Regions from separate parts of the Mus musculus genome. Here region 2 is linked to region 1. Evidence: chromatin loops called from intact Hi-C (ENCODE). Cell type or tissue: left cerebral cortex. All regions are shown on one strand. Each heading gives the region's core, and the rest is flanking DNA. Links, peaks and the distances in the headings are about the cores only.

The links. Hi-C counts contacts between places; a loop is a spot of excess contacts. Peaks named below come from ENCODE experiments on the same cell type or tissue, not always from the same donor. Only the 100,000 strongest peaks of a DNase experiment are listed, where the experiment ranks them.
Region 2: a loop joins it to region 1, with 2.2 times the contacts of the local background. A loop is called at or near these places in 2 of 42 quality-filtered maps.

The regions. Positions count from the first base shown.
Region 1 is chr2:181,675,727-181,681,549 of GRCm38, forward strand. Tcea2 (transcription elongation factor A (SII), 2) reads left to right here and starts at 4,571. Exons shown (of 10, transcript NM_009326.3): 1 at 4,571-4,749. The coding sequence starts at 4,681. In left cerebral cortex, for the core only: CTCF peaks have their summits at 907 (motif pointing left), 1,591, 3,231 (motif pointing left) and 4,592; DNase peaks (open chromatin) are centred at 1,652, 3,257, 4,411, 4,864 and 1 more place; H3K4me3 peaks cover 1,450 bases; H3K27ac peaks cover 4,014 bases.
Region 2 is chr2:181,596,445-181,602,267 of GRCm38, forward strand. It overlaps Samd10 (sterile alpha motif domain containing 10), which reads right to left and starts at 2,783. Exons shown (of 5, transcript NM_172676.3): 1 at 2,488-2,783; 2 at 984-1,165; 3 at 728-899; 4 at 303-443; 5 at 1-161. The coding sequence starts at 2,578. The coding sequence ends at 139. Prpf6 (pre-mRNA splicing factor 6) reads left to right here and starts at 4,875. Exons shown (of 21, transcript NM_133701.2): 1 at 4,875-5,087. The coding sequence starts at 5,017. In left cerebral cortex, for the core only: CTCF peaks have their summits at 1,277 (motif pointing right), 2,813, 4,687 and 4,937; DNase peaks (open chromatin) are centred at 1,118, 2,177, 2,767, 4,097 and 1 more place; H3K4me3 peaks cover 2,636 bases; H3K27ac peaks cover 2,781 bases.

The DNA.
Region 1 (5,823 bases), core at 378-5,377:
CGCCCATTCCGTTGGCCTCACCCACGGCCCCGCCCCCACACCTCAGGACTGCGGGTCTTTACATAAATAGTTACTTTTTTTCTCCCCTTGGTGCCTGGCTTGGGTCTGTGGATGTTGCTGTCTTTGTTCTCAAGAGTGTGTCGGTCCCCTTGGTGGTACTTTGCCTATAAGGTGGGCTAACTGCAGGCAATCGCGGGTCTCTTAGGTTACTGGAGCGAGGTATCCATCCCGAATGCCCTGCCAAGTTAGGCTGGCCCCTCCCTGCTTTGACAGATTGGGAAATGAAGATAAAAGGAGACTAAAGCAGAGAAAAACATCTATCTCCTTTTTCTCCTTCCCCACTCTCTTCCCTCTCTTCTTTTTCTTCCTCTTTCTTTTTCTTTTCCTCCTCTTCTTTGGTTTTTCGAAAAAGGGTTTCTCTGCATACCTCTGGCTGTCCTGGAACTAGCTCTGTAGATCAGGCTGGCCTGAAACTCATAGAGATCCACCTGCCTCTATCTTTCAAGTGCTGGGATTAAAGGCATACACCACCACTGCCTGGGTATTTTCCTTCTTTTTTAAAAAAATGTTTACTGGATTGGGCATGGTTGCCTGCCTGGTATATGAAGTGAGTTAGCCAGGACTATGTAGAGGCCTTGTTTCAAAAACAAAAACAAAGAAACAAAACAAATCAAGATGGCTCTGGAACTCTTCTGTGTAACTCAGGCTGGCTTCTGCCTTCTGAGTTGTGGGATTGTAGGTGTAGTATCACACCCAGCTTCGTATGTTTTGTTTTCGTCTTTGTTTTTTTCTCCCTTTTCTTTTCCTGACTGTTGACAAGTAGCTTTGGTGGGGACCCAGCTGGCCATGTTTAGGGACTTCCACTCTCCTTTGTTCAGAGACAGAATTCATTATTTTGGTACTGAGCCCCCTGCTGGCACCAGACTGTCTTCTGAGATAGGAAATTGGAAAAGAACAAACAACTCCAATCCTTGCTGTAAGATGTTTCCATTCTGGAGTAGAAAGGTTAAAAATCAATAAATCCACAAATAAGCCAATATCAAGAGTACTGGGTATGAAAATAGGGCTATATCAGTATCTATTTTTTCATGACTGGTTTTTGAGCTCAAACCTGAAAGAACCGTGAGGAAACCATCCAAGTAGCATGCTACCTACACCGATGGGGAACTGTTTAAAGCCACTGAAGAAAAAAAGGGAGCAGGTGTATGTATGGAAGGGCAGGGGTTAAGCATGAGGGCCAAGAGGCCAGGTGGAGCCTGGAAGGATCTTGCTTTCTCCTCTGAATGAGATCTGGGAATACTTTTCAGTGACTTAGCATCCTACAGGTCCAGCATAGCTTTGCTTCTGCAGCGGCTTAACTATGACTGACTTGGTCCAGGCGGGTCTTTGCAGGATGGCGGGACAATTCCACAGGTTTGCTGCCTCTGAGTCAGACCTCTATGCTTCATCCATTGCCTCTGACCTCCTGGCTGCCTGGGGCTCCTTAGGGTAGGAGGGTGGAGTGGCCGCCAGGCTGGCGGGCTGGCAAGGGAGGGGGGCAGCATTTCTGGGAATTGTGTCAGGGAAGCACATTGTTAGAGCAAGCCTGCAGCTAAGGCCTCACTGGCCTCTAGGGGATGTCTCCTGCCTCCCTAACACTGCCTCTGGGGGAGGAAGCTGGGTCCTGGCCAGGCTGTGGGCTGGTGGGGGACTTTCCAAGCAGACATTTCCATAAGCTTATGGCTCTTCCCATTCTGTAGTCTAGGAGACTGAGGCTCAGAGAGCTCGTATCCATCTACACAGACAAAACCAATATCCACATGCCTAGCTTCCACTTTCTACCTCATAATACTGGAGACCCTTTTATCTGTCACTGGTCCCTGCCTTGTCTGACCACAGAAGCCAGTGTCCAAGGAGGGCCTAAAGTGGGATTGGCTGTGGTTGTAGATCCACAGAGCCCTATGGTGAAGATCTGCAACCCCCAAGATGGGCAGAGGACCTGAGAACTGCATGCAGGGGAGGGACTATCATATGGTGACAAGGATATAGGACCTCCTGGAGCTTAGGCTCCGTGTGAGCTTGGCAGTGTGAGTCTTCCCACCCACCACCGCCCTGCCTTGGCCAGAGGGGAAGCATTCAGGCCACCACTGGGGTCAGGGCCAGCTCTGGGCAGACATAGATGGGGGGCAGGGATCACAAATAGAAAAATAAATGGCTTGGGCTTCCGATGTTTCCTGAACTGAGGAAGGGGGTAGGGCAAGCTTTGGGTCAAAGGTACAGTTGGCCTGGTGGGGCAGACCCTGGGGATGTCCCATGATCCTATCTCATTAGATCATTGCCTGTCCTTTTCAGACCTTCAAGCTGGGATATCTCTATCCCAGGGTCCCTAGGATAGGGCTATGTTGCTCACTGAGGACTCTTGAAGTCAGAGATCCACTTCAGGGGCAGACTCTTAAGAAATATTGGGAGTGTGCGCCCCAGGAAGGCTGGGTGCAAAAGCCGTTGGTGAATTGTTAGGATACCTCATCTAGGTGTTCTGGGAACTTGGAAAAGACCCCAGTAGTAGATTGGACAATATAGATAGGTAAGGCTGTCTCCCAGAAGCCTTCTTTCCCACCTGGTATCACATTGTCCAAGAAACTTCTTATCTCCAAACCCAGGCAGGTGTGTCCTCCACCACCTTCAGAAGGCTAGGGTAGAGGACAACACCACACTGGAGCGAACACCTGGGTGAATCTATGGTCTAGATGTTTGGTGGGGAGGTTCCACTGAAGATAAAGCTCTGAAAGTCAGCAAGGTGTATGGGGGTGGGGTGAGGTGGGGGAGAATCTGGGGTGGGAGGTGACTTTTCTGATCAAGGGCCAGAAGGTTCGATTTGGAGCTCTTGTAGGATCTGGGATCAGGACTTTTTGTTTCTGAAACATGTCTCTCATATACATATCTGAGGATAACCTTCAACTTCTGGCCTTCCTGTCTCTATCACCCAAGTGCTGAGTGAACAGGCACGTACCTGTGATGCCTGGTTTGTATGCAGTACGGTGGATTGAACCCAGGGCTTCCTACATGCTAAACAAAATACTATCAACTGCGCTTTCTAAAGTTGGAATTTTCTAAGGTTGCAATGTGGAAATATCTGGCTGGTGAGTACCAACCCCACAAGTAAGGACCCCTCAGGATTGAACACACCTTTGATCTGGCTTCTTGTGACATAGCTCCCCTGCTGGTGATCTACTGGATTTTCCTCAGGAAAGAGCCTGTTCTTGAGCAGATCTGTGGGTGGCTCCTGCCACCTACAGGCTGCTGTTGCTCATCATTGGGACCAGTCAGAGCTGGGACTACTCAGTAGGCAGTCCCTTGATGGGGTCAAGTCATCAGCCAAACACAGCATGGCTGAAGGTCCTGTGGTTCTCTTACTGCCTGTCTTGTGGTAGGGTCCTGAAAGCATTAATTCAGTACTCAAACACAGGGTTCCCTTTCCCAGAATTTTTGTTGTTGTTGTTGGGTTTAGCTTAGAGCAAGGGCCCAGCTCTCAGTAAAGGGCAGAATGAGAGGTGGTATGAAACTAGAGAGCTGGGTTCAGCCATCACTGCACCTCTGGAAAAGCTTTGTTGCCTTCAAGAAGTTCCATGCCTTTTTCTTATGGTAAAGATGTCATAACTGATTAAAACGGTCAGCTTAGGTCATTTGTGTATGTCATTTGCACTCTGGCCTCCTGGGTACAAAAAAATTCAGATTGACTTTTAGTACCAGCACACCTGCCACCATGTATAGGACAGAAGAAGAGCAGAGCACCATTCTCCCTTTCCTGGACGTGGTTAGGGTCTTCCTGAGGTAATGCCTCAGTAGCGGATTGCCTCAGTACCCTGCCCTGTTCTCAGTGTAAAATATGAATCGGAGGCTCCTGATCGCAGCCTCTGTCATTGTCACTTCACAGGTTGGGAGACTGAGACGTACAACAATGTGCAGAACTTGGGGTTTATACCGTTAGGTTGACTTCAGAACCTGAATAGTTCTCCCCACTCCCACCCCCCACCCCCGAGACAGGGTTTCTCTGTGTAACCCTGAATGTATTGGAACTAGCTCTGTAGACCAGGCTGACCTTGAACTCACAGGGATCTGCTTGACTCTCTATCTCTCGAGTGCAGGGATTAAAAAGGCATGAGCCTACATTGCTTGGCTAAAGCCTGAATTCTTGCGGAGAAACCGTTTCAGAGTCCCGGCCACCTGCGCAGCGCCAAGAAAGCCCCCAAACTCGGCTTGGTACCAAGTGAAGTGTGTGGAGTGAGCTGAGTGACTCTCGGAAGTGGAGGCGATCTAAGTGCACTAGTGAAGGCGCGACCGGCCGCCAGGGCAAGCTGCTCAGATGGGTTGAATTAAAGACCTGAGCGCAGTAGGGTTGTCCTTCTCCCTCCTCTAGGTCCTCCCTCCCCCTGGCATTCGGTGGGCACGTGGGGCCGTGGTCCGGCGGAGATACCTGCGGAACTACCTTTTCCAGCGGGCAATCAGGCCGCAGGCCGCAGGCCGCGCAGTCGTCTGGGAGTTGTGGTCCCGGGGGCGGGGACTCTTTTTTTTTTTTTTTTTTTTTAATTCTGTCGCACGCGGCCGCCAGGCGGAGGTTTGGACCGCGGATCTAGGCGGCGGCGGCGGCCGAGGTCAGGCCGGGCGGCGCAACCGGCACAACCCGCCGCCACCGAGGTAGTGATGGGCAAGGAGGAAGAGATTGCTCGTATCGCCCGGAGGCTGGACAAAATGGTGACCAGGAAGAACGCGGTGAGGGGCGCGGGCCGCCAGGACCCTGGGGCCCCGCTCCGCGGAGACCGTCTGAGCCTACCCTCGGGCAGAGTGATACCTAGCCCAGTCAGTCGAGACCCCTTGCCCAGGCCCGCCCTCCACCCTGTCCTGGGACTGCCGCTTCGCAATGGACGCCGCGTTGACCGAAAGCTACCCTCTGTTCGTCGCCCAGCGGTGGCCGCGGGCGTCCCTGGCCCAGCCGTTGTCTCCCCTGTCTGCCCCCCACCCTTCAGCACCAGGTTTCTCTTAATAAATTTTTCCCCTGCTTAGTCAGGCCTCAGGCAACAGCAAGTCGGTTTGGGCAGACAGTTGAGCCTGTGGCGTTGAGACCCCTGGCCAGTGTGGGCTTGGCAGTCCAGCCTGCCTTCCGACCATGGTCACCTGCGTAGCCTTTGAGGAGCATCCTTAGGGGATGATGGCACCTGCAATCTTGCCTTCCGTGGGTGGGAAGGGACTTAGGAGGTGGCTTTAAGACTGAGTGACTCTAGAGCATCCGCAGCACCGCTCTGAGGGCAGCCCAGATAGTGGCTGAGTCATGAGTCTGTACAGCCTCCCCAGGACTGTGCTTGAAGTAGAAGGCTGCAGGACAGCTTTTGGGGATGAGCAGGATTGCTCTAGGGGTTGGAGGGCTGGGGTCTAAAACAGGAAGTAGGTTAAGTGCCCACATAAGCCTTTACACTGGAAACAGAACCCACTTTGCAATCATCTGGGCTACAGAGGCCCTGCTGGAGCTTCTTTCCGGTAAGAGAAAGCACAAATGACAAACTTGGAACTAAGGGTGGCAGAGATAGGATGGGAATCCAAAGGGAGACCCAGTAAGGATGGAAGGCCACAGATAGGACTGTACAGTTGAGAAGGGAACCTGCAGAGGTTCCAGTAGTCCTTGAGAGAGGCTCCTTGGAACAGCTGATGGTTTATCTGGGTTTTCATTATGGGAGTGCAGGGCTATTGTGGATGCATGCCCCTGGCTCCAAGGATCAGGTCTTCTTAGCAAAGTCAGCCACCTCAGGGCTGATTGGTGTACAGCTTACTAACTTAGGGCCATGAAACAAG
Region 2 (5,823 bases), core at 222-5,221, 79 kb before region 1:
CTCCCTGATCACTGGGCTAGGTTTAGCCACTAGGGTATCCTGCAGGATCCAAAGGGGCTGTAGGGCCAATTCTGACTCATTCTTGGCTGTGGGCTCTGGTCACAGTGTTGGGGTCTGGGGTCCAAGTATAGGCAGCAGCTAGGACATGTTTCCGAAGGAAGCTGTAGGATGGATAGGAGGAAAAGCTGAGTTTTGGCACACCCAAGGATGGTCCTTACTGGATGGCCCCCTTTTGTGTCGAGAAAAGTCACCCTCCACCTTCAGCCTAGTCCCTCCCCCTAATCCTGGTCCCTGATACTAACCTTGGCTGAGCAGCTTCAGGCTCCGCCCCTCCTCACGAACCTGCAGGTGGAGTACCTGCTGCAGCACCTCCTGCCTCTGAGCCTCTTGGGTCAACCCCATTCTCTGCAGCTTATCTGCATTCAGTCGAAGCAGAGCTCGGCCTAGGGAGAGAGAAGGGAAGGCAGTGAGGCAAACAGAAGCAAAGCATAGGAGTCTATCAGGATAAAACAAACAAATAAACAGACAGACATGACCAAGAAAGTAGAGCAGAGATTCAGAGATTCTTAAAGGAAGAAAGGTAGAAAGAAAGACAGGATTGATTAAAAGAGGCCAATCAGAGAAGCAGCACACACACACAAGGCTGAACTCAGGAGGATACAGGAGAAGACAAGGCTGACTACGTCTTGAGCATTCTGTTTCTCCCTAGCCAGTGACCCCACTATACCAGTGATGGCATGCTGGGAGAAGGCCTCGACGTAGACGAGGTAGTTGTGAGGACAATGCTTCTTGAGCCACTTGCAAACGTCTTGTTGGCTCCACAAGACCACTGGCCTTGTCAGGCCACCCAGTGAAGGGCTTGTATGGTACAAACCATAGTGATCAGAGTAGAGCCGGGCCTGCAGGTGGGGAGGTAGGGTTAGTTGAGTGAAGATAATAAAACTGAGAGCAAGGGCAAGGATTTAGGTGGGATAGGTAGGCACCTGGGGGATCTCTGAGCCGGGCTGTTGAAGGAGCTTGATTGGCCTGCTGCTGGATGCCCTCTGGCTGCGGGAGTCATGCCACGTGAGGCTGGTGCCTGGTGTCCGAGGCAGGTGGCAGGGTATGTTCTCAGCTGATACTGTGTGTTCTAGGAGAGTCTGGCAGAAGCTGAAATGGGCAGAGGCTGTATGCAGGGATGTGCATACAGAGTGGTCAGGGGCAAGCTCCTCCCCTGTGACTCAGCTCCCTGACAATTAAATCTTCTCTCTACCAATGAGGGGAGTAATAATTTCTCCTGTAGGGGGAATCGTGAGCCCCTGGGACCAAAACTTTTTTTTTTTTTTTCCAAGAGTTGTCTTGAGAACTTTCTGAAGATAAGCTGGTCTTGCCTTTCCCTTTATCAGCTGATAGCCCACACTCTGGCCCCAAGGGTACTGAGATTGGAGGATGATCCACGCCATAGCCAGGCCAGGCGAGCAGCATCTCTAAGGCTGCCCTGACTTGCTTTGCCCTTGGCTTGGGCTGACAGGCAAGCCTTCTAAATACCATACAGGACCAGGGTGTGCACATTTCTTTGTCTTTAATAGTGTCTAACTATGACTCACTGACAAAAAGTTTGAATGATGGGAAAGCTGACAAGAAGCACTTGCCAGGCACATGCCAGATTTCTTTTCTATGTGGCTTCTGCAGGGCCTACCCCAGGACAACAAGTGTGAATAGGGTGCCAGCTAGGCATGTACCAGTTAACACAATCCTTTTCCCACTAATTCATTGCACTTGTTAAGTTAGTTTTAGGGTCATTTATGGTAATCACATGAGTCTGGGGATGACCAATGTCTTGATGCACCGAAAGCATCCATAAGTACTGTATATAACTCTATGTAGTACCTGCAAGTCAACAGAAGAAAGAAGGTGGGCTTAAGAAGTGTGTGGCCCCTATTCTGAGGTAGCCTGTAGTACCATAAGATTTATTCTAATGGAGCGAGGTTCAAGGAATTGGCACTGTGGTCTGAGGCCTTCCCTGGTCTAGGGCTAGAAGGCTCCTCATGAGGGAAACCAGTCGGACGTCTTGGCTATAACCGCACCTGCCAAGGCCGCCCAGGCCCCGCCTATTTCCTCCCTGTACTGGGCCAGAGTCTGTCGTTCCCAACCTCAACCTCAGAATTATACGCCTCTGCCTTGTCTCCAACCCCAACCTTAGGGCTTGGGGAGGGTTTTTCTTTATGTGAAGTAAAGGGTGACAGGAGTGTGGTGGTGTCATCTCTGTGAAGAATCTTCTGCCAGTCATCCCCACTCCAAGTCAAGGCCTGAGAATAACCGCCGCCCTCCCGCCCCATAACGCTGGACAAAGGCCCTTGGACTCTAGTAAAAAGACTTCCTCCCCGCAGCGGCCGCACCCGGAAACCCTTTGAGTCTAGCCCCGGTGCTCTCCTTGGGCCCCGGTACCCTTCCCGCTCTCAGCCCGCTGCTCACGATATTCCTGTGCCTGGGTCCATCCCAGCTCACCGTCCACATCCGGACGCTCCCCGAAGCCCGGACGCACAGCCCCGGCGCGAGCTCGCGGGGGGCTCAGCTTGGACCGCAGCTCGGTGAACATGGAGCCCGCGGATGTGCGGCTCGGGCACACGCCCCTCGCGGAGCACCAGGCAGCCAGTGTGGCCGGTGGGCAACGCACACCGCGTTCCCACCCGCCGCAGCCGGCCAAGCCCAAGCCGGTCCCCGCGGCCGGGGAGTCTGCGCGGCAAAGCACCTGCCGCCCAGCCCTGGGCGCAAGGCGCGCTCCGGGAGCTCGGAGGTGTATCGGCGGCGCGCGGGGCTGCGTATGCTTAGGATGTCCGCCAGAGCGAAAGGCGTCCTTGCGCACCTGGGTAGGACTCCGTGGACCAGCCTCTCTTGCAACCCGCTGGAGGGCCTTTGCAGTTGGCAGGCGAGGTCCCCTCGGTCTGGTGGTGGTGGGGATAATCATGCCTGTGCGCTTTTAGCTACTCAGTCTGGCCAAGGGCCACATCATTCTCTCCCAAACACCTGTGTGTCCTAATTTGCCCATTCCTTTTTTTTTTTTTAATTTTATGAGTGTTTTGCCCGAGTGTATACCTGTGCACTACATACATACCTGGTGTCCAGAAGAGGATATCGGTTTTCCTGACACTGGGGTTATGGACAGTTGTGAGCTGCAACATGGGTAAACCCATGTCCTCTGCAAGAATGAGAAATTCTCTTAACCACCGAGCTATATTTCTATTTCCACTAACTCGTTCCATATATATATATATATATATATATATATATATATATATTTGAGATTATTTAATTTTTTTTTAGTTATTCACTTTACATCCTGCTCACTGCCCCCTCCTGATTACCCCCTCCCTCAATCTTTCCCCCTCCCCTTCTCCTCTGGGCAGGTGGGCCCCCCCTGGGACACACACACACACACACACACACACACTCTTCAAGTCTCTGTGAGGCTAGGTGCTTCTCCCACTGAGGCCAGACAAGGCAGCCCAGCTAGCAGAACATATTCCACGTAGAGATAGCCCTTGATTCAGTTATTTAGGACCCACATCAAGCCACATATCTGCCATGCATGAGTGGGGAAACCTAGGTTCAGCCGGTGTATGTTCCTTGGTTGGCGGTTCAGACTCTGAGAGCTCCAAGGGTCCAGGTTAGTTGACTCTGTTGGTCTTCCTGTGGAGTTCCTATCCCCTTCAGGACCCACAATCCTTTCCCCTGTTCTTCCATAAGAATCCTCAAGCTCAATCCACTGCTTGGCTGTTGGTGTCTGTATCTGTCTGAGTCAGCTACTAGCTCATTCTTTACTGGAGTATTTGCTGACCCTCATTTACGGACCACTTTGCTTTGAACTTCAGGCAATACTCCTATCTCTGTGAAGCCCCTCTGTCAGGCACAGTTCCCTGTGGGTCAGTGTTCACAGACTCAATCCTGCTCCTCCCTAAAAACCTGTCTAGGGAGCCAGGACTGCTTTAGTACCTCACTGAAAAGCATTGGCTGTAGAGGCCTGGTTGTCTGATCCAGCAGAGTCCAGGCTGCACAACTTGCAGTTTTTCCTGTCGGCCCTAGAGTCTGGTGCTCTCCCCATGTGTAGGAGGTGTAAGACAAGTGAGGCTGAGAGGCAGACTGTCTCAACGGGCTGAGACTGCTTTATTTAAACACTGAGGGCCCCTAACCTAAAAGGGCTGGGACATACACACAGAGTAGCTACCAGGAGTTTACAGCTATTTTTGAGGTTTAACTCGGAGCAGGGTTGTTTCCCAGGGGTGGCATACTGCTTCTGCAGGTAGACATCGCCGAGGCTAAGCAACTTTTTATAGCGTGGGGTTAATGCCCTGTACAGCCTAATTCACGGCCTGAAGCTATTATTACACAACAGGTGGGACTGGCATTGTGTTTCGGGAGGAGCTGCACACAGAAAATATCTGTGCAAAGTAGAGTGGTGTGAGTCCACTCAAGCCACTGGGCACACAATCACTCCCAAGCTTGTGACGCTGGCCCACACACTGTTGAGTGCACTATACATCTGTCCTCAGAAGGCGCGCGGGGGTTGGAGTGGTCCCGGATCTGATGGCGTAGTCTGGACCGTCGGTGGCCGCATACGGTTCAGTACAGTAAGGCTAGTCTGAAGTGGTTATGGTGGTTGAACTAAGTGGCTTCGCAGCCTTGCTTGCACCGGAACGCTCCTGAACAGGACTAATGCGTTCCGGCTCCGCGTCAAGGCTGGCATGAAAATCGAACCCACGTCCTTGTGGCGCGATACCGAATACCGTCACGCGCACGCGCGTCTTCCCGCAACAAACACTGCACACAGCGCTGGCCGGAAACACTTTGCAAACCCACATCTTTGACTTCCGCCCGAAGCTCTAGGTGGGCGGGGCTTTCCGTGACCCAGCTCTCTACTTCCGGTGCGCGGGTGACGTAGTGCCTGCATCTCTTACTGCTGCGACACCCGGAGGACTCTGAGTCTTCTGTCGTATACTTGCTCCCCTGCTTTTCTGTGTTTCGGTCAATAACACCGCCATGAACAAGAAGAAGAAGCCGTTCCTGGGCATGCCTGCGCCGCTGGGCTACGTACCCGGGCTGGGCAGGGGGTAAGGCAGTGGGGGGGAGTTTGCCCCGGGTAGGGTGCCTGGTGCCCTGGAACACAGCTCGCTCTTGGCCTATTTGAGAACGATTCTGGACTAGCAGCCACTAGAGCTAGAGAGACCGCGTCTCAAAATAAAACAAAAAACCAGGGGCTGGAGCTAGTGGCGCACGTCTCTAACCCCAGCATTGTTGTGGGGGGTGGGTGGGATGGGATGGGGCAGGGGCAGAGGCCTTCGTTTTTAAGTTAAGAGACCAGCCTCGTCTACATAGCGAATTACAAAACAGCCAGGGCTACACAGCGAGTTTCAGGACAGCTAGAATTACTTAACGAAACCTTGTCTCAAAAACAAGGTTAACTTTCACCGCCACAACTAGGTAATTTGGCATAATGCCTTTCCGACAAAGTGGGTATGCATGTATGTATGTATGTGTCGAAATATGTAGGTTCATGAGGCCTGACTACCACTCTAAGATATGACTGAGGGGTCTGAATCTCAGTGTCTTGGTGTCTGAAGTAATATCCGTAAGCGAGTTGGCTGTAAGAAGCAGTTGAGTCTTTGATGTATACAGTAAGAGTGTGCTATACCTTTCTTCCCTTAAACATTTTTCTCTAGGATGTGTGGCTGTAGGTCACCTGTTCAAATTCTCAGCCGTCTGGACAGAGATGGCAGTGCCACTAGTCATAAGGTGTTGGGTAGATGAATAGTATTTTTCCTACTTTTTATGCATTTGATTAGGGAA